Regions from separate parts of the Homo sapiens genome. Here all the other regions are linked to region 2. A link is an interaction called in ENCODE POLR2A ChIA-PET data of the cell type or tissue named here. Cell type or tissue: Caco-2. All regions are shown on one strand.

Region 1 (4,000 bases), 58 kb after region 2:
AGCCGCCGTGCACACCAAGGTAACCATAGACTTGCCTGCCTTTTTCAAGCAGCTGGTTCTTCTCGCAGGGCCCCACCCACCAGCTCCACTCCTGACTCTTCTTCTCCACTCCCACTCTGGCCTCTGACCCATGCAGCCTGGGCCTGAGATGGTCCCTCCCCAAGCTCCTGGTTTCACCTCTGAAACTCCAAGGCTCCACATTGCTGAGATTTTACTATGGCTCCCAGCTGGGTCCCACCTTTGATCTGGCTTCAAAAAATAAAAAGCAGTACCAGGAGAGTAATTTTCCCGACCTGCTCGGGAGGAAGGCAGGCTGGAGGCAGGTCCTGACCAGCCCGGCCCACTCCTGGAGCCTGGAGTCAGAAGCTAGTGGCAGAGGGGGCAGGGGACAGGGGAGCAAAGCCACCTTTCCTCATTAACTTCCTCCCCTTCCTTTCTGGGGCACTGACCTGTCTCTTCCTTCCCTTCCCAGCCTGCCAATCAGCAGGGAAAAGGATGATACAGCTGCTTCCCCCACACCCCTCCTGAGGCTCTCCCCACTCAACCTCTTGCCTCTTGGGCAGCAGTGCCTCAGTCCTCTCTCCACACTGTTCCCCTGGCCTGTCCCTGGGGGGTGGGGACCGAGCACTCAGGGTGGGGCCTGGTAAGGGACAAGTCTGTGCCCCCTGGCTGAGCACCTGAGACATTACTCAGTTGGCTGTCTCAGCGCCAGCTCTGGTCTTGAGGGACTGGACTGAGGGGTGGGAAGGGGAAGGTCCAGCTTTTTATGGGCCTTCCTGCCCACCCCTCTCCGTGGTGCTGCAAGCCCTGGCCCAGGATTTCCGTCTTTCAGCAGCAGCACCTGCCCCTCCCAGTTCAAAGGCTCTGGCTCCTCACCTGTTCTCAGGGTGCTTGCCTGGTCCTTTTAAGTGGTTAGCAATGCACCCCACCCCCACCCTGCTGAGGGTCTGGGCTTCTCCGTGCAGGTGGGGGACCAAGGTGATGGGGCACAGAGTCCAGAAGCGGCAGAAACACCCTTCAACCAGATGAGCTGTCCCCAGTAGGCACAGGGCTACCGCCCTTCCTTTCGGTGGGTAGGGAAGGAGCTGGGGTCTGGCCCTAGAGAAAACTGGCAGCTGGGTTTGGTGGAGCAAGGGCAGAGGGCATGGGGCTGGGGCCGGGCACTTTCCATTTGAGAAATTCCTGTCTCAGCTTTTTAGCTCATTGACTGAGATGAGAGATGGCTGCTAAGCACAAGGGACGTTCTGTTTTTCCGTCTTTATTTTCCTATCCTTGTACCCCGTCAGGTAAGACTCCTACCCACATGCACATTGTGAAAGCATTCCCTAAATATTGGAGCTGGCAGAACCCACTCACTGCCCCCTTCCAGGCCCCTGGGCTTGTCAGGGGTTCTGGCCACTGCTGTGCATTCCTTGTCTGGGCAAAGGAACAGTGAAAGCCCGAGCCCCACTTTCTCCAGGGGGAGGCCCCTTCTGGAAGTTGCCCCACCTCCACTCTCCCCTCGCCTTGCCCTAGGCACCTCTCCCTGACCTGGGGGCAGAGAGGAGAGCTCGGGGAGGGGGAGGAAGTTGGGAGCCACCTCGTCTCCAGGTGGGGCGGGGTCCCAGCAGCGATAACCATCTTCTTGGCAGCTCCAACCTGTTCTATTGGTATTTTTTTTTTTCCTAGAGGAGAAAGGTGAAGGCCTTGGCGGGGAGTTATTCTGGCTCTGAAGTGTCCTTGCAGCTCCCCAGGCCCCTGCAGGCCTTGTGCAAGAGCTGTAAATCTCTCACCACCCACAGGCCTGGGGGGGCCTGCCGCTGGGACTTTCATGTCCGGAGATTTTATGCCTTTGCTCCTCTGTTGGGCTCCATAGCTCCTGCCTGGGGCCTCTCCCTAGCCTGTAAAAATCCAGTCCCATAAATCTCTGCTGCCCCCCAGGAGCCAAGCAGAGTTCTTCCCACTCCAACTCCCACTCATAAGCATCTCTCCCCTCAAGAGACCACAGTGAAGTGGCAAGGTCGAAGCAAAAGGTTTCCAAGAAGGGCAGCAGCTAAATGGGGGTCTTCCTGGGACCTCCTCCGGCATCAGTCTCTGCTTGGGTGGGATTGGACTCTGTAACTGAATGGTCTGTTTCCAGCTTCAATGCTGGAGGGGCTTCTGGGGGTCTCTGGTGGGGAGGCCCTTGGCCTCCACTGCCTATTAGTATCCACCTGAGCCTCCCGAGACAGGTGGCTGTCTGTCTGCCAAGCCCCCAGGTGCATTGGAGGTGGCAGGCAGCCCAGTGACTATGCTGCTTTCCTGGATCAAAATGGGAAACCCAAGGAAAGGGAAAGGCATAACAGTGGCTGAGGCCTGGAGGCTCATGGATGGACTGCACGGTCCAGTGGATTCTGGGGTAAAACACAGTGCTTAACTTCTTAGTCTGATGGGGGAGACTGTGCACTCGTCCAGGACCTGGGCATTGAGAAAGGGGCCAGATTGCCGGCACTGGGTAGGACTCAGGGCAGGGATGATACTGTGCCTGGGAACGTCCCATTAGAGAAGAGGAGCACCAGACTGGCTTGGGAAGGAGGAAGAGGCGAGAGCTGCAAAGGGAGCAGGGTGTCCCCAGCAGAAAGAACAGTTTGTTCACAGGTTCCTAGGAGAGAGGATGTGACCTGGGTGGGGGGACGCCAGCATGTTTGCCAGGAAGGTGAGGAGCCTGGCTCCACCCTTCCTGGAAAGACATGAGAAGGAGAGAGTGGCCTTCATGCTGAAGGTGGGGAGAGGTAAGGTGGGCGGTGGGAGGGAGAGCTCTATGGTGGAAGGGCTTGAGTGGGATGCAGCTGCTCAGGAGAGAACCCAGGCCAAACTCTCACTGACCCTCCTGGCCTACTGGGATCTCACTGCCAGATGAGCAGACATTGGGAAGCCCAGGATCTCTGTTCAAAAGTCATCTCACTCACCCACCCGCATCCCCGCCATGTCCAGATTCTGACTTGCATCCCATCTCCCCATGCCCACTGCCAGGCTGAGCTACTGCTCATGGCTACCATTTATTGAGTACCTACTGCATGCCAGGCACTGCTCCAAGCTCTTTACATGCGTTGACTCATTCAAGCCCATTTTCCCTATGAGATAGGTCCTATAATCAGCCCCACTTTGCAGATGAGAAAACTGAGGCATAGTGAGCTTAAGTAACTTGCTCAAGATCACACCACTGGCTTCACAGTCAGGATTCCAGCCAGGCACCTGGCTCTAGAGCCCATGTCTCCACCTCTGCCCTCTGCTACAGAAGAGGCTTCACCACCAAGGCCCGGGGAAAGGGTGTCCTCTGTGCCTCCTCCCAACTCCTTCAGAGGCCAGTGGGGTTGGCCCTGGACATTTGGAGAGAAGCCTGCCAGTTATCCTCTTTCCACAGGGAGGGGGCAGTTGTAGCCTAACGTTCTGGTGCTTTCTAGGGGTCCTCTGCCTTTTGGGGTATGCTCACCTCAAAGGCAGCATCAGGGACAAGCTCCTGATTCCCACGGGGTGCCCTGCTTCCGCTAGTGCCCAGCAACCATGGGGAAACTGGGCAATAGCAAAAGTGAAACTGACTCAGCCGGTTTCCCACCCCTGCCAAGGGAAATGGGGAGCAGCCTCGGCTGGACAACAACCAATTAGGCACTTTTTATTGCCCACGCTGTCATAATCCTCAGAGCTTGGCTACGATGAAGGAGAGGAAATAGGATAGGATGGAATTCCAAGATGCCTTTAGAGTTCATCCCAGCCATTCCCCTGCTTCTAGATGGGAAAGTTCAAATACCATCCACAAGAACTTTCCTCCAAGTGAGGCCCTTAGCCCTGGAAGTCAATAGGCCTTTGCATCTATTGCATCTAACAAGAATCATTCAACCTCATAGAGGGGTTTTCTCCTGTCCTTTGCTCCAGCGACTCAGGGAAGACGAATCTTATTTGTGTTTTTTCCCAGGACACGGTGGGTGGGGAGCTAGGCTCATGCAGTCGTGAAGACCTCTGGTACCACCTGGATGGTGGCATT
Region 2 (4,000 bases):
GAGAGAGAGACAGAGCTTCACCAGGAGAAGTAGCTCCTGAATGGCAGACGGGGCTTGGGTAGATGGGGAGATGAGGGAGGCAAGGGGTTGTGTGTGGATGTATCAAGGGCAGAAATGAACAAGGCACTGCATTTTTATCACTGAAATGTAATTTTGTGGCCTGGTCTTTGGTTTATAGGTAAGGACACAGGCCCAGAGAGGACAAGTATCTTGCCTAAAGCCACAGAGCATGTTAATAACAGAGCTGGAACCATAAAATTGGCATCCAGAGTAGAGAGCTTCATAAGCTTCCTAGTTCATATGTATCCACCCAAAGAGGGGCCCACAGCCATGCCCACCTGGTGCAGGTAGCCAGACACATGGCATTGGCTTCCCCTATGTCAGGACACTGAACAGCCTCCTCAAACCAGGCAGCAAACTGTTTCACTGGGTCAAGGGAGGTCAGATGAGTCTCCTCAAATGCCTAGGAAAGGAGATTTATTTCATTTAATAAACATATATAGTGCTTACTATGGACCTGGCACTGTTCTAGTCACTTTTCAAAAATCAACTCATTTAGTCCTCATGACAATGACCTTAAAATAAGAAATAGTATGCAGTAAGAAGATTCTGTGCCCCATTTTACAGGTGAGGAAACAGGCATAAAAACTCAGACAACTTGCTGTCCCACAGCTAGTGATGGATAAATCAGGGTTACATGTCATGGGTGTCAAAACTGTCTGTGCATCAGAATCACCTGGGGAGCATAAAAAAAACTTTCTGGGCTCCACCCCCAAAATTTCTCATTCAGCAGGTCTGAGGCTTCATCAAAAACTGCATTTTTATTTATTTATTTATTTATTTTAGACAGGGTCTCACTCTGTCACCTAGGCTGGAGTGCGGTGGTGTGATCTCGGCTTACTGCAGTCTCAACTTCCTGAGCTCAAGCAATCCTCCAACCTCATCCTCCCAAGTAGCTGGAATTACAGGCACGCTCCAACATGCTCGACTAATTTTAATTTTTTGTAGAGACAGGGTCTCACTATGTTGCCCAGGCTGGAAAAACTGCATTTTAAACAAGCGTTTCTAGAAATGCCCACATGCAACCAGATTTGGCAACCAGGGCCCTGGACCCCAATTCCTAAAAGGTTCTCTTGGTTCCCCTCCTGAGGAGCGAAAAGGAAAAGAACTTCCCAGTGGTCAGCAGAAAGTACTGAAGGCAGTAAGCTAAGAGCTTTCTCCTCCCCTCCTCCCCGAGCTAGTCCCCTTCCCCCATATTCCACTTACTTTTTTGTCAAACAGTTTGTAAGCTGTTTGTCACTGTACCCACCTAAAGAGGGGCCCATGACCATGCCCACCTGGCACAAGGAGGTTTGGGTGACCCCCAAATCTCCTTGCCCCAGGGGGTGGCCCCAGAAGCCCTGAGGGGCTGTTTCCTCCTACTCCCCTCCCCCCAGTAGATGACTCCGAGGACCCCTCTTCCCCCGCCCTTGAGGGAGGCCCAGCACAGTCCTGACATCCATCACATGAAACCCCGATTCATTCATCACTAGCTGTGGGACTGAGCAAGTTATTTGACCTTGCTACCTGTCGAGTAGCAGGGTTCTAAGCACTTTACAAACATCTTAGACCATAACATCCCCGTGAGGCAGATACTATCACTTCCCAGATGAGGAAACTGAGGCCCAGATACATTAAACATTCCAACCCAGGCAGGCTCCAAAGTTCGAGCTCTTACCCATTACGAAAGGCTGCCTTTTGAACCCATCTTCATTTGCGTTTCCCCGGAACTCCTCCCCTGGTGGGATGTCTTTGAAGCCCCCTTTTCCCACGGGGGGTGATCCTCAAACCTCCTTGCCCCACCGGGTGGCCCCAGAAGCCCCGAGGGGCTCCTACTACTCCCCTCCCCGCTGTAGATGACTCCGGGGACCCCTTTTCCCCCGCCCCTGCAGGAGGCCTGGCCCTAGCGGCGGCACCTCTCGGTCCCCGCGGTAACTCTTGCGCATGGGTCCCAGGTCCATGGCAGCACTGCGACCACACAGGTGACTGAGGTAGCCTGGCCACTCGGCAGGTCGCCCGAACGTCGCCGTGACGCCCCGCAGCCAGCACGTCATGGGGGGCCGCCGGCCACGTGACCCGGCTGTGGCCCGGCACTGGGTTCCTTTGAGTTCGGAACCAATTTCTCACCCTGGACTTCTACCCCGGGGAAGGAAGGATTTGCCAGTCGCCCAACCAAGCTAACAGGTCCTAAGTCCTCGGAGCCAATGAGTTTCCAGGATCGGAGGAGGGAGACAGACACGGAGAGGTCATTGGTTGGAGCTTTTCGGTAACGAGGCCAATTAGAGCGAGAACAGAGGAACCCAGCGGCCAATGGGTAGCGCCTTTGGGGGCGGGAGCAGAGAGACAAGGAAATGCTGTCACCGCGGTTAACACGCACGTGGAGGTTGGTTAAAGGTATAGGAGGATCTCTTGCAGCTCAGGCGGGGCGGAGGATGTGTCCCGGGGGCTTGAGGGGAGTAGTCAGTATTAAGTGGCTGGCCCATAGTAGGTGCCTGTAGGTGAGCTTAGGGCAGGAAGTACCCCCTGGGAAGGGAGACTAGTGGAATGGGAAAAGAAAAATGGAAAATGGAATTAGGGGCCAGACTCTGAGGCAAGGTGATGGGGACACATAGAGAAAAGGGTAATCTGGTTGTGGGGAGAAATTAGGGCATGAGAGTGGGAGAGGTTGAAATGACTTGTGGACCATGCCCCGAGTGGGGAGGTGCAGTGGGGTGAGGAAGAGACGGTGAGGTGAGAAGGAAGATGGCTGAATGGGAAGGGGGAAGAAGGAAATTTGGGACCAAGGTATCCCAGACCAGAGTGGTTTTCCTCTTCTAGTTTTGGTTTTGTTTTGTTTTGTTTGAGACGGAGACTAGCTCTGTCGCTCAGGTTGGAGTGCAGTGGCGCGATCTCGGCTCACTGCAACCTCCACCTCCCGGGTTCAAGCAATTCTCTGCCTCAGCCTCCCGGGTAGCTGGGATTACAGGCGCCCGCCACCACGCCCGGCTAAGTTTTGTATTTTTAGTAGAGACGGTGTTTCACCATGTTGGCCAGGCTAGTCTCAAACTCCTGATCTCAAGTGATCTACCCGCCTTGGCCTCCCAAAGTGCCGGGATTATAGGCGTGAGCCACCGCGCCCGCCACCTCTTCTAGTTTTAAACCCCTTCCCTCCAGCCTCATTTATTTAAGCAAGGGTCAGAGCATTTTACTCCCTTTGCTCATGGTTTCCCCTGCCATGGTGCACTGGAGTTCATAGGAGCCAGTGTCCTGGTAGATAGCAAGGCTGCCAATGTCCCATTTCTCCAGGGTCTCCCCAATCTTTGTCAAGCTTCCCTTTTTCCACATTTTGCCCATGCTAGGTAGTAGGAGTCTAGCCCCTAGGTCAATGCAAGCAATTGCCAACTGAGAGTACACTGAGCAGGTGGCTGTGCATAGCCTTTCCAGGCTGTGGATGCAAGGCTGAAAAATGGGAAACCCACTCATGCCCAGTCCAATTCTGAGCTGGCTGGGGCGGCCTTGGGTCGAGACCTCTCTGTAGCCCTGCTTTCCACCAGCATCAGGAAGGGGAACTGCAAGAGCCATCTAGGCAGGCACCCAGGACTGTGCCAGGTAAGGGGAACTTCCTGGCCTGGCCAGGTGTCTGCATTACAGCTGAGCTTCATGAAGCCCTACATTAGATACCTGTCATCCTTTATGTGTACATAGCTTGAGCCAGATAGAATCTGGAAGACAATTTTGCTGCAAAGAAATAATACATGTCTCAAGGCTTAATGATATTGGTCTATGGATTCTCCACTGGTTGGATTTTTTTGTGCTGCCATCATTTTCCTCCATCAGCATAATTGAGAGAAAGTTGAGTAGATTTACTTTCCTGTTGAAGTTGTCTTTCTTTTTTTTTTTTTTTTTTTTTTTTTTTGAGATGGAGTCTTGCTCTGTCGCCCAGGCTGGAGTGCAGTGGCGCAATCTCGTCTCACTGAAAGCT
Region 3 (4,000 bases), 77 kb before region 2:
ATTGCAGGCAATCATTCCAAAAAAGGCCCTCCAAAAGGACCATTTTGTCAGGGACAATGATCTGAATATTTAGGTTCTGAAAAGTATGTTTAAAAATAACAAGTCGGCCGGGCACGGTGGCTCATGCCTGTGATCCCAGCACTTTGGGAGGCCAAGGCAGGTGGATCACAAGGTCAGGAGTTCAAGACCAGCCTGGCCAAGATGGTGAAACCCCCGTCTCTACTAAAAATACAAAAAAAAAAAAAAAAAAAATTAGCCAGGCATGGTGGCAGGTGCCTGTAATTCCAGCTACTCGGGAGGCTGAGGCAGGAGAATTGCTTGAACCCGGGAGGTGGAGGTTTCAGTGAGCTGAGATTGCACCATTGCACTCCAGCCTGGGCAACAAGAGCGAAACTCCGTCTCAAAAAAACAAAAAACAAACAAACAAAAAAAAACACAAGTCTACTTTATATCTTATATATTTAGTGCCCTCTTATCACTCTCACGTACCCCACTCTGAAAATAGACACATACACTTCAAATGAAAGAAAAAGAAGTAGCAAGAGGGATCTGATTCCATTTGACCAGATCCACAATTTCTCTTTGTCTAGACATCTGATTTTTTTTTTTTTTTTTTGAGACTGGGTCTTGCTCTGTCACCCAGCCTGGAGTGCAGTGGCATGAATACGGTTCACTGCAGCCTTGATTTCCTGGGGAGAAGTGATCCTCCTACTTCAGCTTCCCATGTAGCTTGGACTATAGGTGCACACCACGACACCTTGCTTTTTTTTTTTTTGCTTTTTTTTTTTTGGTAGGGAGATGGGGGTCTCACTTTGTTGTCCAGGCTGTTCTCAAACTCCTGGGCTCAAGTGATCCTCCTGCCTCAGCCTCCCAAAGTGCTGGGATTACAGGATTGAGCCGCCATGCCTAGCCTTTTTTTTTTTTCCTAAGGGACAGAGTTTTGCTCTGTCGCCTAGGTTGGAGTACAGTGGCGTGATCATGGCTCACTGCAGCCTCAACCTCCAGGTAGCTGGGACTACAGGCACATGCCACCACACCCGGCTAATTTTTTGTTTATTGTAGAGACAGGATTTTGCCATGTTGCCCAGGCTGGTCTTGAACTCCTGGACTCAAGCGATCCACCCAAGTCAGCCTCCCAAAGTGCTGGGATTACAGGCATGAGCCATCACAGCCAATCCAGACACCTGATTTTTAAGAGATTGAAAATATGTGTTTTACTCTCATGGCTGCCAGTGAGCCCTCATCTGAAACAAACAAACAAATAAACTTGAGGATAGAAGAAAACTCTGGAAGTGATGAGGCTATAACCTTGCTTCCAGACAACAGCTTCTTAGTGAGTGACAGGGTGTTCTGGGGTGGGGATATATGGGGTGAGTAGGTGAGGACTCAGGTTCTGGGTGGAATGATTGGAAGACTGGTTTCAGCTGCTTACCATTCCTAGCAGCCTTGTGTTTGGAAGGTTGGAGGGCTCTTGGAACATCCTCTCCTAAGAGATGGCTGGAAAAGTCCAGAATTAATTTATCTTGGGGAAACAGGTAAGATAAAAACTTCTGGAATCGGCCGGGCGTGGTGGCTCACACCTGTAATCCCAGCACTTTGGGAGGCCGAGGTGGGCAGATCACGAGGTCAGAAGTTTGAGACAAGCCTGACCAACATGGTGAAACCCCGTCTCTACTAAAAATACAAAAATTAGCTGGGCATAGTGACGTGCGCCTCTGGTCCCAGCTACTCAGAGGCTGAGGCAGGAGAATCGCTTGAACCCGGGAGATGGAAGTTGCAGTGAGCCAAGATCGCACCACTGCACTCCAGCCCTGGGTGACAGAGCGAGACTCCATCTCAAACAAACAAACAAACAAAACTTCTGGGACCCAAAGTCCCCCAAAATCTCAGTGTTCTCCAGATGGCAGCAAGAAGAAGTAGCTCTCACAGGTTTGCCCAGAAGATGGTGCTGTAAGACAAGCCCCTCTTTCATCCTTAGCCTGGCCGGGATCAGTGACGGGACTATGAAAAGGCTTGCAGGAACCAGACCTAGAGGGCATCTCTACTCTCTATTGGGCAGGAGTTATCTCACAGTGCTGAGCATTGCAGTCCATTCCTAGATACTCCCTAGACCACAGAGGAGAACCTTGGGGGTTCCCACATCAGAGCTGTGAGCACCTCCATGGGAACACGAAGGTGAGAGACCCTGGGCACCTGGGACAGCAATTGTCCTGAGAAAACAGGGCCTCTGATCAAGAAACACTGTCAAGAAATACAGACCTGGCTGGGCATGGTGTCTCGCTCCTGTAATCCCAGCACTTTGGGAGGCCGAGGTGGGCAGATCACTTTAGGTCAGGAGTTCGAGACCAACATGGCCAACATGGTGAAACCCTGTTTCTACTAAAAATACAAAAATTAGCTGGGCATGGTGACACATGCCTGTAATCCCAGCTACTCGGGAGGGTGAGGCAGGAGAATTGCTTGAACCCAAGAGATGGAGGTTGCAGTGAGCCGAGACTGCGCCACTGCACTACAGCCTGGGTGATGGAGTGAGACTCTGTCTCAAACAAACAAACAGAAAACAAATACAGACCTTTTCCTCCAACTCTGGAGATTTGGACCCATTCCCCAAGGTAGCTGGGAGGTTGAGGAAGGGGTCTGAGGGGCTTGGGCACTGACTGAAGTTTATACTCTAAGGTAGAAAAAAAAAAGTGGATCTTTCTGGGAGAGCAAGCTAGAGGCCTTCAGATTAGGAAAGTGAAACTCAAAGGTTGACTTACCCAATGTCACACAGCTAACAAGGGACAGAACTGAGACAAGAAAGAGGGTTTCCTGGAACCCTCTTACCTCTTCCTCTTTCTGCCCTGTGTTTTCTGCAGATCATGAGAATATAACGTTTATAAATAGAATTCCCTTGACAAGGAGTGCCTTCCTGGGCAGTAAGAAAAAATAGCAGGGCTCTTGACTCAAAACCCCAATGCACATTTTTCTTTGCATGCTTTTTTTTTTTTTAACAGTCTCACTCTATCACCCAGGCTAGTGTACAGTGGCACAGTCTCTGCTCACTGCAACCTCCACCTCCCAGGTTCAAGTAATTCTCCTGCCTCAGCCTCTTGAGTAGCTGGGATTACAGGCACCTGCCACCATGCCTGGTTAATTTTTGTATTTTTAGTAGAGACGGGGTTTCACCATGTTGCCCAGGCTGGTCTCGAACTCCTGAGCTCAAGCAATCTGCCCACCTCGGCCTCCCAAAGTGCTGGGAGCCACCATGGCTGGCTCCAATAGCGTTTTCTAATTTTTATTTTATTTATTTATTTATTTATTTATTTATTTATTTATTTATTTATTGAGACAGAATCTTGCTCTGTCGCCCAGGCTGGAGTAAGTGGCGCCATCCTGACTCACTGCTGCATGTGCCTCCTGGGTTCAAGTGATTCTCGTGCTTCAACCTCCCAAGTAGCTGGGACTAGAGGCACACAACACCATGCCCAGCTAATTTTTGTATTTTTAGTAGAGACAGGGTTTCACCATATTGGCCAGGCTAGTCTCAAACTCCTGACCTCAAGTGATCCTCCCGCCTTGGCCTCCCAAAGTGCTGGGATTACCGACATAAGCCACCACGCCCAGCACGTCTGTTTTTTAAATAATGAAATTAATAAGTGAGTCCCATCAGCTGCACTTCTTTTCTGAGGATAATTTATATACAAGACACAGAAAAGCTTCTTGCACAATGTTCTTTTAATAGGATTTATGTAAACTCACATTTGTCAGGATCCGTAAAAGTATTCTATTTCTTTCACACATGTAATTTTTTTGTACCTCTATCTCAGTGAAGGAGGCAGGCGTTGTCATTCCCACTTGTGAGGTGATTGAGGATGCTCTCGGGTGCTGGGAGCAGAAGCAATGCGGCCTGAACCCAGGTATGGATTTCATTTTGAAGAAAGGTCTCCTTGTAGGGCACTATCCTGGACCCAGTGGGCCTGCCCTTCCTATTTATTTCTTAGTGAAACCAGAAAGTTTG
Region 4 (4,000 bases), 170 kb before region 2:
CCTGGCCAACATGGTGAAACCCCTTCTTTACTAAAAATACAAAAATTAGCTGGGCATGGTGGCGCGTGCCTGTAGTCCCAGCTACTCGGGAGACTGAGGCAGGAGAATCAGTTGAACCCAGGAGGTGGAGGTTGCAGTGAGCCGAGATCGCACCACTGCACTCCATCCTGGCAACAGAGTGAGACTCCGTCTCAAAAAAAAAAAAAGAAAGTTTCAGTTGTAACTGTCCTTAAAAACACTGGGCTGGCCCAGTGGCTCACGCCTGTAATCCAACACTTTGGGAAGCTGAGGCGGGCAGAACACTTGAGGCCAGGAGTTCAAGAACAGCCTGGCCAACAAGGCAAAACTTCGTCTCTACTAAAAATACAAAAATTAGCTGGGCATGGTGGCACAGGCCTGTACTCCCAGCTACTCGGGAGACTGAGGCATGAGAATTGCTGGAACCCAGGAGGCGGAGTCTGCAATGAGCCAAGATCACACCACTGCACTCCAGCCTGGGCGACAGAGCAAGACCCTGTCTCAAAAAACAAACAAATAAACACTGGAACAAATACAAAAACCTAGACACCAAGTAGTAATTTCTAGCAACCACTCTTCTCCATTAGATTCCTCCCCACAGATACCACTCCTCAAAAGAAAAAGCTCAGTTCTGCCTCTGGAGAAGCAGCAGGAAGTTCCTAACTTTAGTTCTCTGATCTGGGAGATGGATCTGTACTTCATCCAAATAAGGCTAGAGTCAGTGACCATAGCTAGTTACATAACTTAGTGTTAACTACATTTTCTGGGCCCTTTCAACCACATCTGAAGTTTCCTTTACTTTCTTCACCTGTACCAGCACCAGTAGCTCTGGTGAGTACCCGATTGTTTGCTGTTTACAAAGTAGATTCATCGTAAAGCTTTCTAATATAGTAACAATGCAAGGCTTTAGTCTCACCATTTATTTTCTCTCCCATTTAAACAACTTCAAGAGACAGGTTAAGAAACAAATCAGGTGATAAAAGTAGATGGAACTACTGAGACTACCGTCCCTTCTTACTCAATCTTGAGCCTTTAGTGCCAGATGGCAGAAAGCAATTCAAAAAGCTCTCGCTCCAATTATAAATATCACAGGTACTAAACAGAGGAAGCTCCCAGTTCTGACCAAGCTCTGTGTGATCTCAACCAAGCAGTTATGCTCCATCTTTTTGTCCATCTCTAATCGTACGCCTTTCACTTGGAAGGTAAGTAACAAAGGCGACCACAATCTACCGCCAAGTCTCCCGTGTCCACGTAAAATACTCGCCATTGCCCCCAGTCTTAGCCATTTAAGTAAATGTCCCCAGAGTCTTTTACTACGGCCACTCTTTCTCCATTCTCAACAAACTAGGACCGAAAGGTCCACATGGTCCTTCTTTCTTTCCGATTAAGCTTGGGGGGTAGGAAGTGAAAGATACACTTTGAAGGTAAACTGAAAAGCCGGGTTTCCTTTCTTGGATCCCGAGCAAGCCCTTGCCTTAATCCCGGGTGGTAAGAGAGTCCCTCCCTAGGATGTAAAGCGATGCCACCATCCCGAGTGCCACTACTGACGCTCAAGCCCACGCCCCCTCACAGGAGAGCAGCACCCACTCCCCAGGCCCCGCCCACGCCCTCTCACCTGAGAACAGCACCAGCTCCCCACAGCGACACCGCCCGCGCCCCACCATATAGCCAGATCACGGCTTCTCCTTCCGGGTGAGTCGCCGGTGCCCCGGTGCACGACGGGAGACGCCCCAATCCCGGGTGCCCGGGACGCCCCGCCCCTACAGGCCCGGGCTCTGAGTGGGATTCCCGCTTCCGAATAGCGCGGCTCCGCTGGCCAAGGCCCCGGACTGGAGTCGGGATCCCCCCTCCACTCACTTGGGACGCCGGAGAGTGCACGCAGGTGCCGGGTGAGGGACGGCGAATGGATATCCAATCCGGGGCCGCGTTCCGCCCACTGTCAGGGGAAGCCAATCAGCGGCCAGGGGGCGTCAGCGACGGGCAGCCAGTGGGTCCCGGGAGCAGAGGGGTGTAAGGGGGTTGTTACTCTTGTTCTCGCTATGCGAGGGATAGTCTGCAGTGTGGGAGGTTCGGGGCTTTAGGAAGCCCACATCCCTGGATCCTCACTAAGTCCCGAGAGCCACCATTTGAACCTCGTAGTTTGCTGTTCCCCAGCGGAGCTATCAAGGGGACTCCGATTCAGATTCGTAAAGCCACGGACCGATTGTCAGAGTGAAAGTCAGACTCGAGAGGGTCCGGCGACTCAGATTGCTCACACCGAAACAAACTCGAAGCAATATCATGCAGCTAGGGAGCAAGAGAAAGCCGTTCAATGTGTTGGTGGTCTTTTAACAACTTATTTAAAGATAATTTCAGCAAGCCTAGCGCGGTGGCTCACGCCTGTAATCCCAATACTATTAGGGAGGCCGAGGCGGGAGGATCGCTTGAGGCCAGGCTTGAGACACGCCCTACCAACTTAGGGAGACCCTCGCCTCTGCAAAATATTTTAAAAATTAGCCGGGCATGGTGACACGCGCCTGTAGTCCCAGCTACTCGGGAGGCTGAGACAGGAGGATGGCTTGAACCCAGGGGTTCGAGGCTGCAGTGAGCCCTGATCACTGCAGAGCAAGACCCTGTCTGAAAAAAAGAGAGAGAGCTAAAAGGAAGAAAAGAGAGGAAAGAAAAGAAAGGGGCCGGGCACAGTGCCTCACGCCTGTACTTCCACCACTTTGGGAGGCGGAGGCGGGTGGATTACCTGAGGTCAGGAGTTCGAGACCAGCCTGGCCAACATGGTGAAACCCCGTCTCCACTAAAACTACAAAAATTAGCTGGGCGTGGTCATGGGCACCTGTAATCCCAGCTATTCAGGAGACTGACACAGGGGGATTGCTTGAACCCAGGAATCGGAGGTTGCAGTGAGACAAGATCGCGCCATTACACTCCAGCCTGGGAGACTCCATTGTAAAAAATAAATAAATAAAAAGGAAGATAGCTGGGTTCTCCTATGTGCTTCCCCTTTCTCTGTTGTGCTCTGTTGTTTTGGTACATTAAGAAAATTCAGCCTTATATAGCTATGTAGTTGAGAAAAGGAAGAGTATTTTTAGCCTTCTCAAACAATTCTGAATACTCTTCTTTGATACTACCCAAATTCAACAAATGGTAACTTTTCTTTGCTTTTTTGAGACAGGGTCCTGCTCTGTTGCCCAGGCTGGAGTGCAGTGGCAGGATCACAGCTCACTGCAGCCTCAACCTCCAGGGCTCAAGCCATCCTCCCTCCTCAGCCCTTGGAGCTGCTGGGACCGCAGGCGTGTGCCACCATACTCGGTTAATTTTTAAAATTTTTATACAGATAATTTTTTAAGTTTTTAAAATTTTATACAACATAGAGTCTCCCTATGTTGCCGAGACTGGAAGTGTTTATTTATTTATTTTTAAGTACACACCACCTTGGAGATGGAGTCATTTCTTAAAGGTTAAGTGTGATAGGGAGTCAAGCCATTTAGAAAATACTGGTACAGAGTTATGCAGATCAGCCAATGTTGATGCATTTATTCAATGTAAAAAAAAATCACATTTATTAAATTCATCACTGATCTCATCAGGAAAGTCTCAAGAAACTGCCTACTGACTAGCTGGGATTACAGGCACGCGCCACCATGCCCAGCTAATTTTTGTATTTTTAGTAGAGATGGGGTTTCACCATATTGGTCAGGCTGGTCTTGAACTCCTGACCTCATGATCCACCCGCCTTGGCTTCCCAAAGTGCTGGGATTACAGGCATGAGCCACCGTGCCTAGCCTCACATGTCTTAATATTAAGACAGCCTCAACCTCCTGGGCTCAAGTGATCCTGCCACCCAAGCCTCCTAAGTAGCTGGGACCACAGGTGTGTGCCACCATGCCCGACTAATTTTTTATTATTATTTGTATAGATGAGGTCTCACTATATTGCCCAGCCTGGTCTTGAACTCTCAAGAGATTGAGACCATCTGGTGGTGTGTGAT
Region 5 (4,000 bases), 110 kb after region 2:
TGCACTTCAGCCTGGGTGACAGAGCAAGACCCTATGTCATAAAAAAAAAAAAAAAAGAGGCTGGGCGAGGTGGCTCACTGTAATCCCAGCACTTTGGGAGGTCGAGGTGGGTGGATTGCCTGAGGTCAGGAGTTCAAGACCAGCCTGGCTAACATGGTGAAACCCCATCTCTACTAAAAATACAAAAAAAATTAGCCGGGTGTGGTGGCGCACACCTGTAGTCCCAGCTACTCGGGAGGCTGAGGCTGGAGAATCGCTTCAACTCAGGAGGCAGACGTTGCAGTGAGCCGAGATCACACCATTGCACTCCAGCCTGCGCAACAGAGTGAGACTCCGTCTCAAAAAAAAAAAAAAAAAATAGGAAGAAGGCCAAACATCTATGACAAGTGGATAACAGAGGCAAGTACAGGGGAAAGGAAGAAGGAGGAGGAAGAAGGGAAAGAAGGAGGAAGAGGAAGAAGAAAGAAAGAAAGAAAGAATAAGGCCAAACATCCCTGACAAGTGGATAACAGAAGCAAGTACAGGGGACAAAGGGAGTACATAGGCTGTGCACTAAATTCACAGTAGGAGGAATCAGGGAATGCTTCCTAGAGGAGGTGACAGATGAGTAGGCATTAGCCATGAAGGTGGGGGGATATGGGGAGAAGGCATTTCAAGCAGAAGGAATAGTACATGCTAATACAGCCCTTCCGAAACTCCAATATGCCCATGCAGATTCTAATTCAGTAGATCGGGTGGAGGGGCTGAGATGCTCCACTTCTAACAAGCCCCCTGTGATGCCAATGCTGCTGTCCTACCCCTGCACCCCCTCCCATCCACACATACTCTGAGTAGTAAGGTACTAAGGTGTGAGTACACAGTGTGGGAAATTGTACACTTGTGGAGAGTGGCCAGAAATAAGGCTGAAAAGCAGAAGTCAACTCATGCTTAGGCATTGGGATTTATTTGGGAGGAAGTTTCTATCAGTGAATGCCTGATTAGATTTGTTATTTAAAAGGATCACTTTGGCTACTCAGGAGGCTGAAGTGGGAGGATTGTTTGAGGAGTTCAAGACCAGTCTGGCCAACAGAGCAAGACCCCATCTCTAAAAAAGTAATTAAAAATACTTTACTTTTTGTTTGTTTTAGAAATAGGGTCTCACCCTGTTGCCCAGGCTGGCATGCAATGGCATGATCATAGCTTACTGCAGCCACAGGTACCTGGGTTCAAGTGATCCTCCTGTCTCAGCCACCTAGGACTACAGGTGTGCACCACCATGCTCAGCTAGTTTATTTTTATTTTTTAGAGATAGGATTCTGTCTCTATTGCCCAGGCTGGTCTCAAACTCCTGGGCTCAAGTGATCCTCCTGCCTCAGCCTCCCAAAGTGGTGGGTGTGTAGGAGAGAGGTGAACACGGCCTTATCTAAGACAGTTGAGTGAGGATGGTGAAAAAGAAATGGAATTATTTTGAAGAAGGGAAAATCAGCTGGGCATTACCACTGATTGAATGTGTGGAGTAAGGAGAGAAACAAAGATCAGTTGACAAATCAGTACACGTCAGGGACCTGGTCATCCTGAGTGTTTCAGCCTTCTAGCACCCCTTTTCTCCCCCATGCACTCACATCTTCTCTGACAGTTCCCCATCTTCAGGGAAAGTCAAGTTCCGCTTAGTGATAAGGGCTTCAGTGATGCAGACGCCCCCTTCCTCTGGACCCTGGGCTGACTTCCCTGTGAAAAGATGAGTCCAACTGTGACACTTCCTCACTCTTGGAGGCCTTACCCCGCTGTTTTCCAACTGCTCTACCCACCGTCCCACCTCCCTACTCACCTCCAGACATGATCTAAAATAAAAGGCTGCTGGTCTGAGGCGGGAGAGGAACGAAAAGAGAGGTCTTGGCGGCCCCTAAGGATGGCAGAACTCAGGATGGCAGGAGGAGAGAGAAACTCAGAGACTTAGGAGAGGAGGAAAGGGGGTTGATTCAGAGAAAATTGCTGGGGTGAGGTCGAAGAAAACAGTAAATTGATGTGAAGGGTCTGGAGTTTGAGGGGTGTGGAGGGGCTTTGCTGGCAGCAAGCTGGGGTGTTGTGGGCAGGAATGGTTGAGAAAGGAGCAGTTCCTAGGAAGCCGGAGTCGTTGCTAAGAGACTGGACGCCGAGTGGGGAGGTAAAGGCGGGCTCCGTTGGCCCGGCCTAGCGCATGCGTCTTACGGCTACAGCCGGCGGGTACGCCCACTGCTTCCGGCCCCGGGGTTCGCTACCCCACAATCCTTAGCTCTTTCCGTCTCCACTCGGCTTCCGTCCATTCTTCCGGTGGAGATGGCTGCGGCCGTGGCGGGGATGCTGCGAGGGGGTCTCCTGCCCCAGGCGGGTAAGGAGTGGCCCAGGTCCTCACGGCGTGTCTTGCGGCCGCTCTCTAGTCCTCATCTGCCCTCCTCTACTACTGATTCTTCCCATAATCTCTGACCCCAGCTAGATCGCTGGCCTCCTTACCCCGTCCAGTTCCTTGTGACTCGACTGGTAATCACAGCAACAACGTCCAGATGTTGTCTGTCTCCAGCGTTTCTTTTGCCTGGACCACTCCTCGCCCAGACCTTTGCATTATGTCTCCATCTTAATGTGTCAGTCTAAATGTCACCTCAGGTCTTCCCTTGACTCCTTAGCCCCGTCGCAATCTGTAATTTTGCATTTGTTTAGTTGCTTGTTTCCTCTATTAAACTCCGCAAGGGCAGAACCATGTTCATTCAGCATAGCCAGCAGGTGGCATGGTGCTGGATGTTAGTAAGCGTGCGGTAGATATTTGTTTAGTGAATGGATTTGAGCACTTAATATAGGCCAGGCACTGTGATAACTATTTTTATATGTGTTAGCTCATTTAAATCTTTTAAATCATTTAAATCTAAAGCACCCTGTGAGAAAGACATTCGCATCTCCTCTTTACAGACGCAGCAACTGAAGTTCAGACCAGTTGGGTGGCCAAGGTCACAGCTAGTAATTGGCGGAAGAGAGATTAAAATCCAGTTTCGGCTGGGCGCGGTGGCTCACGCTTGTAATCCCAGCACTTTGGGAGGCTGAGGCGGAGGGAACACCTGAGGTCAAGAATTTGAGACCAGCTTGGCCAACATGGCGAAACCCCAACTCTACTAAAAATACAAAAATGAGCCGGGTGTGGTGGCGCGTGCCTGTAGTCCCCGCTACTCAGGAGGCTGAGGCGTGAGAATCGCTTACACCCAGGAGGCAGAGGTTGCAGTGGGCCGAGATCGCATTGCTGCACTCCAGCCTGGGCAACAGAGCGAGACTCCATCTCAAAAAAAAAAAAAATCCAGTTTAATTTGATTCCAAAGCCTGCCTGCAGTCTTAACAGTTAGGTTTTGTGGCTGCTGGCAATAAGACCTCTTACCCCAGCAAATATCCATACTCTCTGACTGTTAGAGCCGCCTTCTATCTGGACCTTTTTCTGAGGTCACATCCCAGTCTTGGAAATGACTGAAAGTGGGAAGTTCTAGTCTTGGCCCTTGTGTTGAGGATTAAGTGGTCACTTTGTCTCAGGGCTTTTGAGTGCCTCCCTTGTTTTCTGTGGGGTGCTCTGTAGCATTATCTGTAAACAGGAAGAGAGGAGGAAAGAGAAACTTGTCTGAGAGCTGTGAGAATGGTGTAACATTTTTTTCTCCTCTTCAAATCATAGGACAGGGTGTCAGAGCAGCGGTTAGAGTGGTGGTTTTCAAACTTTAGCATGCGTCAGCATCACCAGGAGGGCTTGTTAGAACACTATTTGTGACCCGTCTTGGTAACATAGTGAAACCTGGTCTCTACAAAACAAAACAAACAAAAAACACTATTTGCTAGGCTCCACCCCAGAATTGCTGATTCAGTAGGTCTAGGCAGGGCCTGAGAATTTATGTTTATTTTTCTTTCTTTCTTTCTTTTTTTTTTTTTGAGACAGTCTTGCTCTGTCACCCAGGCCGGAGTGCCGGAGTGCAATGGCACAATCTCGGCTCACTGCAACCTCTGCCTCTTGGGTTCA
Region 6 (4,000 bases), 91 kb after region 2:
CCAAGGAAGAAACTGAGGCTTAGAGGCACCTGACCTGCCAGGGTCAGTTTAGCAAGTGCAGGGCTGGGGCTAGAATTTAAATCCGTCAACTTCTAGTCCACAGGTCTTTGTGCATACACCTTAATCCAACCAATATTTACCTGGAACTGACTTATTTAATAATTATAACAAGGATATCTTCCATTTACCCGGCGCTTACCAGGGGCCCCTTGGGCTAAGCATTTTTAGGCATATCAATTCCTTTAAGCCCCCAGGAGACCCTACCAATGTGTACCCAGGTTGTCCGGATGAGGGAAATGAGCCTTAGAAAAGAGGGAGATGCACAGATGAATCCGACGTCGATTCTGGATAAGAACGTGTGCGTGTCTGAGGGGTACCATGCACATACGCATACACACATGGATTGATTTTCACCCCGCTTATGCACTCGGTTTAGCTATTTTTGAGTTACAGTTTGAGTGTGTCCCAAACGGGCATGCAGGACAGGTAAACCAATGGCGGGGGGGAGTAGGGGCTGTAGAGGCGAGATTAAATCAGCCTAAATTCAAGTATGAAATCGACTGTAAAGAGGAAAACGAAATTTTAAAAAGCCGACGGCAAAGCGCACAGAGGAGACGAATCTGAAAAATGAAAGAAATAGGGAAATTAATCTGCATTCCCCTGTGAAAAAAGGGGTCACATGGAGAGATCAACACTGCGGCATGGGAGTGAAGCATGGGGCCACCTCAGCGGCCAGGCAGAAGAATGCGTGGGTGGAGGACGGAACTTCCCTACCCACCGGTGCTTTGCGGGTCTCGGAAATGTCGACCCATCCAGATCTTGAGGGAAGTTTTTGTGAGCTCCGCGAGCGCGCTGAAATTTTACCAGAATATTGCACTGGGCATGTGAATTTTTCTCAAAGGAATCCAAGACCCCTCCCCAAAGTTAAGAACCTTGGGTTTAGTTATTCTGGTGAGAATTAGAAAGGAATGGTGGCAAGGGATAGCTCAATTCCTTCCAGAAGTGTCCCTTCCCAGGGCCATTCAGGCGCCTGCCCATTCTTCAGAACCGGGTGCTCGGGGGCGAGGGTGTGCGTAGGCTGAGCATTTCCCGAAGGACAGGAGGGCGAGGAGAGGCGAATTTGAGAGGTGGATTTCTTAGGCACTGGGGTTGCTACCTAAGGGGAGGGGCAGAGTGACAGCTGCTGGGACCTGGGACCAGAGTAGGGGGGAAGCAGAGACCGGTGGTGGGCAGAGGCTGGGAGAGGGGAGGAGAGGAGGTGGTCACCCAGAAAGGTCAGAGAGGGATACCCCGGAAGGGAGAGGGAAAAAAGGACGGGGAAGGGTGGTGGTGGAGAGAAGCGGCGCGGGGTGCGGGGGGTGAGGCAGGGCAGGGGACGGGGGTCGGGGGTCGGGGGAATGGCGAAGGAGGGCAGCCAAGACAAATTTCACACGGCCTAGGCCTAGAGGCGAACTGGAAACATACTTGGCGCTCAATCTTGTTTCCTTCTTTCCTCCCAGTTCCGGGGCAGGGCTGTCCGTTCAGAGAGGGTCAAGGGCCATCGAGGCAACCTAAGGGTTGCTGCCTAAGGGTGGCTCTGTCTCACCCCCAGGACCTGCCCCCTTATCCATTCCCCCTGGGTCTTAGTCCTGCGTCCTCTGCTAGACCGAGCTAGCTCCAGGGCAGTTTTCCACCCGGCGGGGCGGGTCTTAGAACCTGGGAATCACCCCACCCGGGCCCCTCTCCCTGGGAGTGGAGGGGACCAGGGAGGAGCGAGGGAGCGGGCGGCGCACGCCCTAGTTATCTTTCCTCCCCCACTCCCGCCCACCCCCTCCTCGCGGCCCTGGCTGGGCTCCGGTCCAGCCGAGCCCTCAAGGGTTAAAGGCGGCCGCAGGTGAGGTGGGCGGGGCCGCGAGTCCGGGGGAAAAAGCAGCGCTGGGGAGAGGATGAAGGCAGAGAGCGCGGGTGAGTCACGGGCGGAGCTGGCCTTGTTCGCTCGCTGGCTCCTGCCCGCCCTCCGTCCTCCGCCCTCTCGCCAGCGCTCACCTCCGCCGCCTGCCGCCTGCCGCCAGCCGCCGGGTCTGGCTCGCCCTGGGCTCCTGCCCCTTACCGCTGGAGAGCTCGCCGGCGCACAGGGCCTATGAGCGACCGTCAGTAGCGCACCAGCCAGCCGTGCCCGGAGCCCGCCGCAGCCTCGAGGTAGGAGCGCGGGTCGGGGTGGCCAGGGGTGAGCGCTACGGAGATTGTCTCGAAAAAACGCACTCCGAACGCGCCCCAGCCTCCTATGGCCTTGGGAGCGGGGTGGTCCTAAAGGATCTGAGAGGTTAGAACCCCGATGGAGGGAAAACTGGGCGGACGGGAGAGACTGGAGGGACCGAGGAGGCTGGAAACCGGGGCAACTGGAGCGACTGGGACAACCAGAGGACCGGGACATTGAGAACTGGGAGTACTAGCCGGTGATCCAGAGAGGCAGAGCCGAATGGGGCATAAGGGTGCACCGACTTGCCTTCCCACTTCGGGGAGCGAGAAGCCTGCGATGTACGCTGTGCTCTCTCCTTTCCTGAACTCTTTCTAGGCCTGGAAGTGAACCGGACACATACTTGGCACTCAATCCTGTTCCCTTCTTTCCTCTCAGCTCTGGGGCAGGTGGGTCAAGGACCATAGAGGCAACCTAAGGGTTGCCACCTAAGGGTGGCTCCATATCACCCCCAAGACCTGCCCCCTCCTCTATTCTCCTGGGTCTTAGTCTTGCATCTTCTGCTAGACTGAGCCAGCTCCAGGGCAGTTTTCCACCCAGTGGGACTGGTCTTAGAACCTGAGAATCACCCCGCTTTGGGTTTCTGAAATCTTGGTAGCAGGCCATTGCATCCCAGGCCTGGGCTCTCCAGCTCTCTGCCAGGAGAAGCCACTCTGGAGCCCAGATTATCCTAGCCTTCCCATCCTCCAGCCCCTGGGGCAGTTCCCAGGCACCAAAAGCTGTTAGGGTCCCTGGCTTCACAGCTCCCGCTCAGCCCCTTCTGTGCTGCCCCACCCCGGCCTGGGGCTCCTTTCCTGCAACTTCACCCTGTTTTCCTCTTGTGGTGAGGCAGCCGGAGCCTGAGTAGGTGCCCCCGTCCTCCTCTCCCTCCCTCTCCCAGGCTATCAGTGCCACCTCCCTGGTCCCAGAGGCAGGAGATGGTAGGGTCAGCTAAGCCCTGCTGTAGGAAGGAAACAATCCTGCCCTAAGTCACTGGTCTCCTCCCCCACCAGTAGAGAAGACCCAGGCACACAAACCTGCCCAGCTGAGGCACCAGGGCTTCCAGGCCTTAGGGAGAGGTGGTGAGAAAAGAGTGAACTTCAAGCCACAGATATGTGGTTGAGAAAGCGTTGGGGGTCTTTAGCGTTCTAAGGGTCTACAGAAAGATTGGTTTACAGAAAGTAACAGACTGAGAGTCCAGGAGTTAGGAGACCTGGTTTATTGAATGAATAAATGAACATCCTTGTCCAAGTCACTGTGCCAAGTCATTCAGTCTGCTTCCTTCTCTTCAAAATAAGAAGATTGGCCTGGAGCAGTGGTTCTCAACATTTGCTGCATATAAGAATCTTCTGGTGGTGGTGGGGAGCTTCTGAAAAATGATCCATGCCTAGGATGCACTTGCTTATGTCATCTTTTTGGGCAATTCTTGCTCTTAGGTTCTGTGGTTATGACTTCTCTTGTTGCCCTCCTCTTCCTGCACTCTGACCTTGTATCACTTAAAGGGGTGCAATTGTATCTTCCAGAGCTTGCTGTCAAGCTCTTCTCTGGGGAAGCCATTCCCTCCCAACTTTCTATCTGGGCCTCCCCTAGCATGGAGAGGAAGATGGGTAGCAGTCAGAGAGTTGCCTGGCACTGGTATGAGTCAAGAGAGGGATGGAAATTTGGTTTTCTCTGGTGGGGGTATCTCCCAGATTCCAGGGGTATCTGGTGGCCAGAAAGCTGCTCCCCAGGGAGGTGAAGTCCCTGCTTGAGGGAAGGGGGTGGGGGCATGTGAGTCGGTTTAGT
Region 7 (4,000 bases), 170 kb before region 2:
AGCCTGGCTAGCATGGTAAAACCCTGTCACTACTAAAAACACAAAAATTAGCTGGGCGTGGGGGTAGGGACCTGTAATCCCAGCTACTCGGGAAGCTGAGGCAGGAGAATCGCTTGAACCCAGGAGGCTGAGGTAGCAGTGAGCCGAGATCACACCATTGTACTCCAGCCTGGGCAACAGAGTGAGACTCCGTCTCAAAAAAAAAAAAAAAGAAAAAAGGCGGAGCATGGTGGCTCACGTCTGTAATCCCAGCACTTTGGAAGGCCAAGGCAGGTGGATCATGAGGTCAGTTTAAGACCAGCCTGCCCAGGCTGGGCGCAGTGGCTCACACCTGTAATCCTAGCACTTTGGGAGGTGGAGATGGGTGGATTGCCTGAGCTCAGGAGTTCGACACCAGCCTGGGCAACGTGGTAAAACCTCATCTCTACTAAAATACAAAATAGTCAGCCAGGCGTGGTGGCAGGCGCCTGTAATCCCAGCTACTCGGAAGGCTGAGGCACAAAAATTGCTTGAGCCTGGGAGGTGGAGGGTGTCACTGCACTCCAGCCTGGGCAACAAAGTGAAACTCTGTCTCAAAAAAAAAAAAAAAAAGCAAAAAAAACCCAGCCTGGCCAAGATGGTAAAACCCCACCTCCACTAAAAATACAAAACATTAGCTGGGCATGGTGGTAACCCCCTGTAATTCCAGCTACTCGGGAGGCTGAGGCAGAGAACTGCTTGAACCCGGGAGGCGGAGGTTGCAGTAAGCCGAGATTGTACCACTGCACTCCAGCCTGGGCGACAGAGCGAGACTCCATCTCAAAAAAAAAAAAAAAAAAGAAGGCCTGGGCATGGTGCCTCACGCCTATAATCCTAGCAACTTTGGGAGGCTAAGGCAGGCAGATCACCTGAGGTTAGGAGTTCGAGACCAGCCTGACCAACATGGAGAAACCCCATCTCTACTAAAAATACAAAATTAGCCAGGAGTGGTGGCGCATGCCTGTAATCCCAGCTACTCAGGAGGCTGAGGCAGGAGAACCTCTTGAACCCGGGAGGTGGAGGTTGCGGTGAGCCGAGATCGCACCCAGGCAACAAGAGCAAAACTCAGTCTCAAAAAAAAAAAAAAAAGAACATATTTCCCAGCCAGGAGTGGTGGCTCACGCCTGTAATCCCAGCACTTTGGGAGGCCGAGACAGGTGGATCACTTGAGTCCAGGAATTTGAGACCAGCCTGGCCAACATGGACAAACCCCACCTCTACTAAAAATACAAAAATTAGGCAGGCATAGTGGTGGGCACCTGTAATCCCAGCTACTTGGGAGGCTGAGGCAGAGAGAATTGCTTCAACCTGGGAGGTGGAGGTTGCAGTGAGATGAGATCATGCCACTGCACTCCAGCCTGGGCAACAGAGCAAGACTCCATCTCAAAAAAAAAAAAAACATTATTTCCCAGCCGGGCCTGGTGGCTCACACCTGTAATCCCAACAATTTGGAAGGCCAAGGCAGGAGGACTGCTTGAGCCCAGGAGTTCAAGACCACCCTAGTAACATAGGGAGACCTCCATCTCTACAAAAATATTTTCCAAATTAGGCAAGTGTGGTGGCATGCACCTGTAGTCCCAGCCACTTGGGAAGCTGAGGTGGGAGGATTGCTAGAACCCAGGAGGTTGAGGCTGCAGTGAGCCATGATTGCACCACTGCACTCCAGCCTCTGTAACAAAGCAAGACCCTACATCAAAAAAAAAAAAAAACCCAAAAAACAAAAAAAGAAACAACATATTTCCCAATTTCCTTAGTGCCTGGTATGTTGCAAGTTCTCTTCATTGTCAACTCCAGTTCCTACATAAGCACCCAAAAAGCCAGTCACAGACCCAAGAAGGAAGCAAGAGCAAACTCACACCAAACCAGCATTTCTCTGTAGCTGCTTTCTCAGCCACACGAACTCACGGTAGCGGCGCCGCACACAGGAAGTCTTGGCAGTAAAGGCTTTGCTGTTGGTCTATACATGAAAGCACATGAAGTACATGAAAAGGGTTTAGTGGAAATAGACAAGTTCACATGAGCTCCCTATCATTGCTTTCACTGAGGAGCCATGCCATCAGGCCACAGACCTGATCAGGTCCCCAACTAGAACAAGGTGCCACCAGGCAGCCCAAAAGCAACTCAAAGACATACCTCAAGCTCTCTTTCCTTTCCTCCCTCCCTTTCTTCTAAGTCTTCTGTCTCGGGTCCACCAGAAACACTCAAAAATAGGTTACACCTTGACCTGCACGGTGGCTCACGCCTATAATCCCAGCACTTTGGGAGGCCAAGGAGGGTGGATCACTTGAGGTCAGGAGTTCAAAACCAGCCTGGCCAACATGATGAAACCCCATCTCTACTAAAAAAATATATATTCAAAATTAGCTGGGCGTGGTGGCACATGCCTGTAATCCCAGCTACTTGGGAGGCTGAGGCAGGAGAATCACTTGAACCTGGGAGGCGGAGGTTGCAGTAAGCCGAGATCACACCACTGCACTCCAGCCTGGGCAACAAGAGCAAAACTCCATCTCAAAAAAAAAAAAAAAAGGTTACACCTCAGTACAAGCCCCTCAGCCCTGCAGAGCGCTGACCCCAATACAGAAGCTTGATGTACTCACATGGAGGAATATCTTATAATCCACATAAGAGTTCCAGGAGCCCTCATTCTGCACTCGGGGGTCCTGAACACGCACTGTAATCACCTCCTGTAGGTAAGAAAAGCTCCCTCAGCTTCAGCTACACAGCAAGGCAGCTCTGACAACACAGGTCGCTAGATTTTTCCACCCAACACCAACTTTCATTCACTCAACACCAACTTTCATTTATTCAATTCAACTTTCATTCACTCAATTCAGTCACTCAATTCAACAAATTTTTACTGAGCCCCACTACGTGTCAGACACTGTTATAGGCACTGGGGATAAAGCATGAACAAGAGACGTAAGTGCCTGCCCCCATGAAGCTTACATTCCAGTATATTCCAATCAAAGGAAAATTTAGTCAGAATGGAACCCCAATTTCCTAGGAATGCCTCTGCTGTTGATTTCTTTCTCCTGACTTTATTCTGAGCTCATCAGAACCACCAAAGTAATACTGCAGGTAATAATTAATGATTTGCATCTCTATGTCCTCTTTCCTCCTAAATCCCCTCTCCAACTTTTACCCACCTGTTCTCTGCAGACCATACTCTTACCTCCTGTTCTTGGTTCTCCGACATCCTACACCAAAAGCCCATTGGAAGGAAACATCTGATGAGGGACAGAGGATACAGGATCAAGGTTAGTATGCCTCTGTTCTTATCATTCTTTACCAGGGAAAACCCCGAAAGTTTTTAATAGACCCCCGTGGGGAAACCCAGGCAACACTTTTTGTTCTTGTAAAACTTAAGAGGAAGCAAAAAAAAAATCCCCATTAGCTCAATGCCAAGCTAAAAGGCCCTGGGGGATTTGCCTCCCTTCTCAGACCAGGCCCTCAACTAGGCCACCTCTCCCCAAAGCGTGTTGGAGTCTACAGAAAGTTTGTCACACGCAGCCAGAACAGGCGGGTCCAGATGTAAAACTTTTGCCTTGAAGAATGCAGGCACAACAGGGTCTGGTGAGCACTCACATCACAGCATTTTTTTTTTTTTTTTGAGGCAGAGTTTCACTCTTGTTGCCCAGGCTGGAGTGCAATGGCACAATCTCGGCTCACCACAACCTCTGCCTCCTGGGTTCAAGCAATTCTCCTGCCTCAGTCTCCCGAGTAGCTGGGATTACAGGCACGTGCCACCACACCCAGCTAATTTTGTATTTTTAGTAGAGACGGGGTTTCTCCATGTTGGTCAGGCTGGTCTCGAACTCCTGACCTCAAGTGATCCGCCCTCCTCGGCCTCCCAAAGTGCTGGGATTACAGGCGGGAGCCACCACGCCCTGCCAGATCACAGCTTTGAAAGCGAGCCTAACAGCACCCCCTCCCGGCTGTTTAGAGACAACCAAGTCCCCACAAACACCAATGCTTCTGCATT

What was found. Peaks named below come from ENCODE experiments on the same cell type or tissue, not always from the same donor. Only the 100,000 strongest peaks of a DNase experiment are listed, where the experiment ranks them.
Region 1: POLR2A ChIA-PET joins it to region 2 with 14 read pairs; 26 of 35 experiments call an interaction of 5 or more read pairs at or near these places.
Region 3: POLR2A ChIA-PET joins it to region 2 with 13 read pairs; 19 of 35 experiments call an interaction of 5 or more read pairs at or near these places.
Region 4: POLR2A ChIA-PET joins it to region 2 with 10 read pairs; 11 of 35 experiments call an interaction of 5 or more read pairs at or near these places.
Region 5: POLR2A ChIA-PET joins it to region 2 with 14 read pairs; 17 of 35 experiments call an interaction of 5 or more read pairs at or near these places.
Region 6: POLR2A ChIA-PET joins it to region 2 with 13 read pairs; 9 of 35 experiments call an interaction of 5 or more read pairs at or near these places.
Region 7: POLR2A ChIA-PET joins it to region 2 with 11 read pairs; 9 of 35 experiments call an interaction of 5 or more read pairs at or near these places.

The regions. Positions count from the first base shown.
Region 1 is chr17:47,882,016-47,886,015 of GRCh38, reverse strand. No RefSeq gene overlaps it. Among named protein-coding and RNA genes, the nearest start is that of SP2-DT, 12 kb to the left of the region's middle. RefSeq lists an enhancer at 1-341. In Caco-2, no CTCF peak of the experiment used is centred here; DNase peaks (open chromatin) are centred at 145, 725 and 1,665; H3K4me3 peaks cover 629 bases.
Region 2 is chr17:47,939,769-47,943,768 of GRCh38, reverse strand. PNPO (pyridoxamine 5'-phosphate oxidase) reads right to left here and starts at 2,198. Exons shown (of 7, transcript NM_018129.4): 1 at 1,956-2,198; 2 at 339-463. The coding sequence starts at 2,093. SP2-AS1 (SP2 antisense RNA 1) reads left to right here and starts at 2,365. Exons shown (of 3, transcript NR_103857.1): 1 at 2,365-2,422. RefSeq lists an enhancer at 2,152-2,446. In Caco-2, CTCF peaks have their summits at 1,034 and 1,911; DNase peaks (open chromatin) are centred at 1,428, 2,278 and 3,560; H3K4me3 peaks cover 2,041 bases.
Region 3 is chr17:48,016,473-48,020,472 of GRCh38, reverse strand. No RefSeq gene overlaps it. Among named protein-coding and RNA genes, the nearest start is that of MIR10226, 14 kb to the left of the region's middle. RefSeq lists an enhancer at 2,670-2,769. In Caco-2, a CTCF peak has its summit at 1,944 (motif pointing right); a DNase peak (open chromatin) is centred at 1,982.
Region 4 is chr17:48,105,472-48,109,471 of GRCh38, reverse strand. It overlaps SNX11 (sorting nexin 11), which reads right to left and starts at 1,706. Exons shown (of 7, transcript NM_013323.3): 1 at 1,634-1,706. RefSeq lists silencers at 1-6, 1,541-1,700. In Caco-2, CTCF peaks have their summits at 1,794 and 2,011; DNase peaks (open chromatin) are centred at 1,791 and 1,851; H3K4me3 peaks cover 2,339 bases.
Region 5 is chr17:47,829,807-47,833,806 of GRCh38, reverse strand. It overlaps MRPL10 (mitochondrial ribosomal protein L10), which reads left to right and starts at 2,266. Exons shown (of 5, transcript NM_145255.4): 1 at 2,266-2,347. The coding sequence starts at 2,296. LRRC46 (leucine rich repeat containing 46) reads right to left here and starts at 2,137. Exons shown (of 8, transcript NM_033413.4): 1 at 1,808-2,137; 2 at 1,602-1,707. The coding sequence starts at 1,817. RefSeq lists silencers at 2,101-2,260, 2,501-2,560 and enhancers at 2,023-2,852, 2,853-3,684. In Caco-2, a CTCF peak has its summit at 2,662; DNase peaks (open chromatin) are centred at 1,676, 2,216 and 2,706; H3K4me3 peaks cover 1,937 bases.
Region 6 is chr17:47,849,097-47,853,096 of GRCh38, reverse strand. SP6 (Sp6 transcription factor) reads left to right here and starts at 1,934. Exons shown (of 2, transcript NM_001258248.2): 1 at 1,934-2,178. In Caco-2, a CTCF peak has its summit at 2,010; a DNase peak (open chromatin) is centred at 1,916; H3K4me3 peaks cover 1,936 bases.
Region 7 is chr17:48,111,276-48,115,275 of GRCh38, reverse strand. It overlaps SNX11 (sorting nexin 11), which reads right to left. Exons shown (of 7, transcript NM_013323.3): 2 at 3,191-3,245; 3 at 2,616-2,702; 4 at 1,875-1,975. The coding sequence starts at 3,232. Among named protein-coding and RNA genes, the nearest start is that of SNX11, 5.5 kb to the right of the region's middle. In Caco-2, no CTCF peak of the experiment used is centred here; no DNase peak of the experiment used is centred here.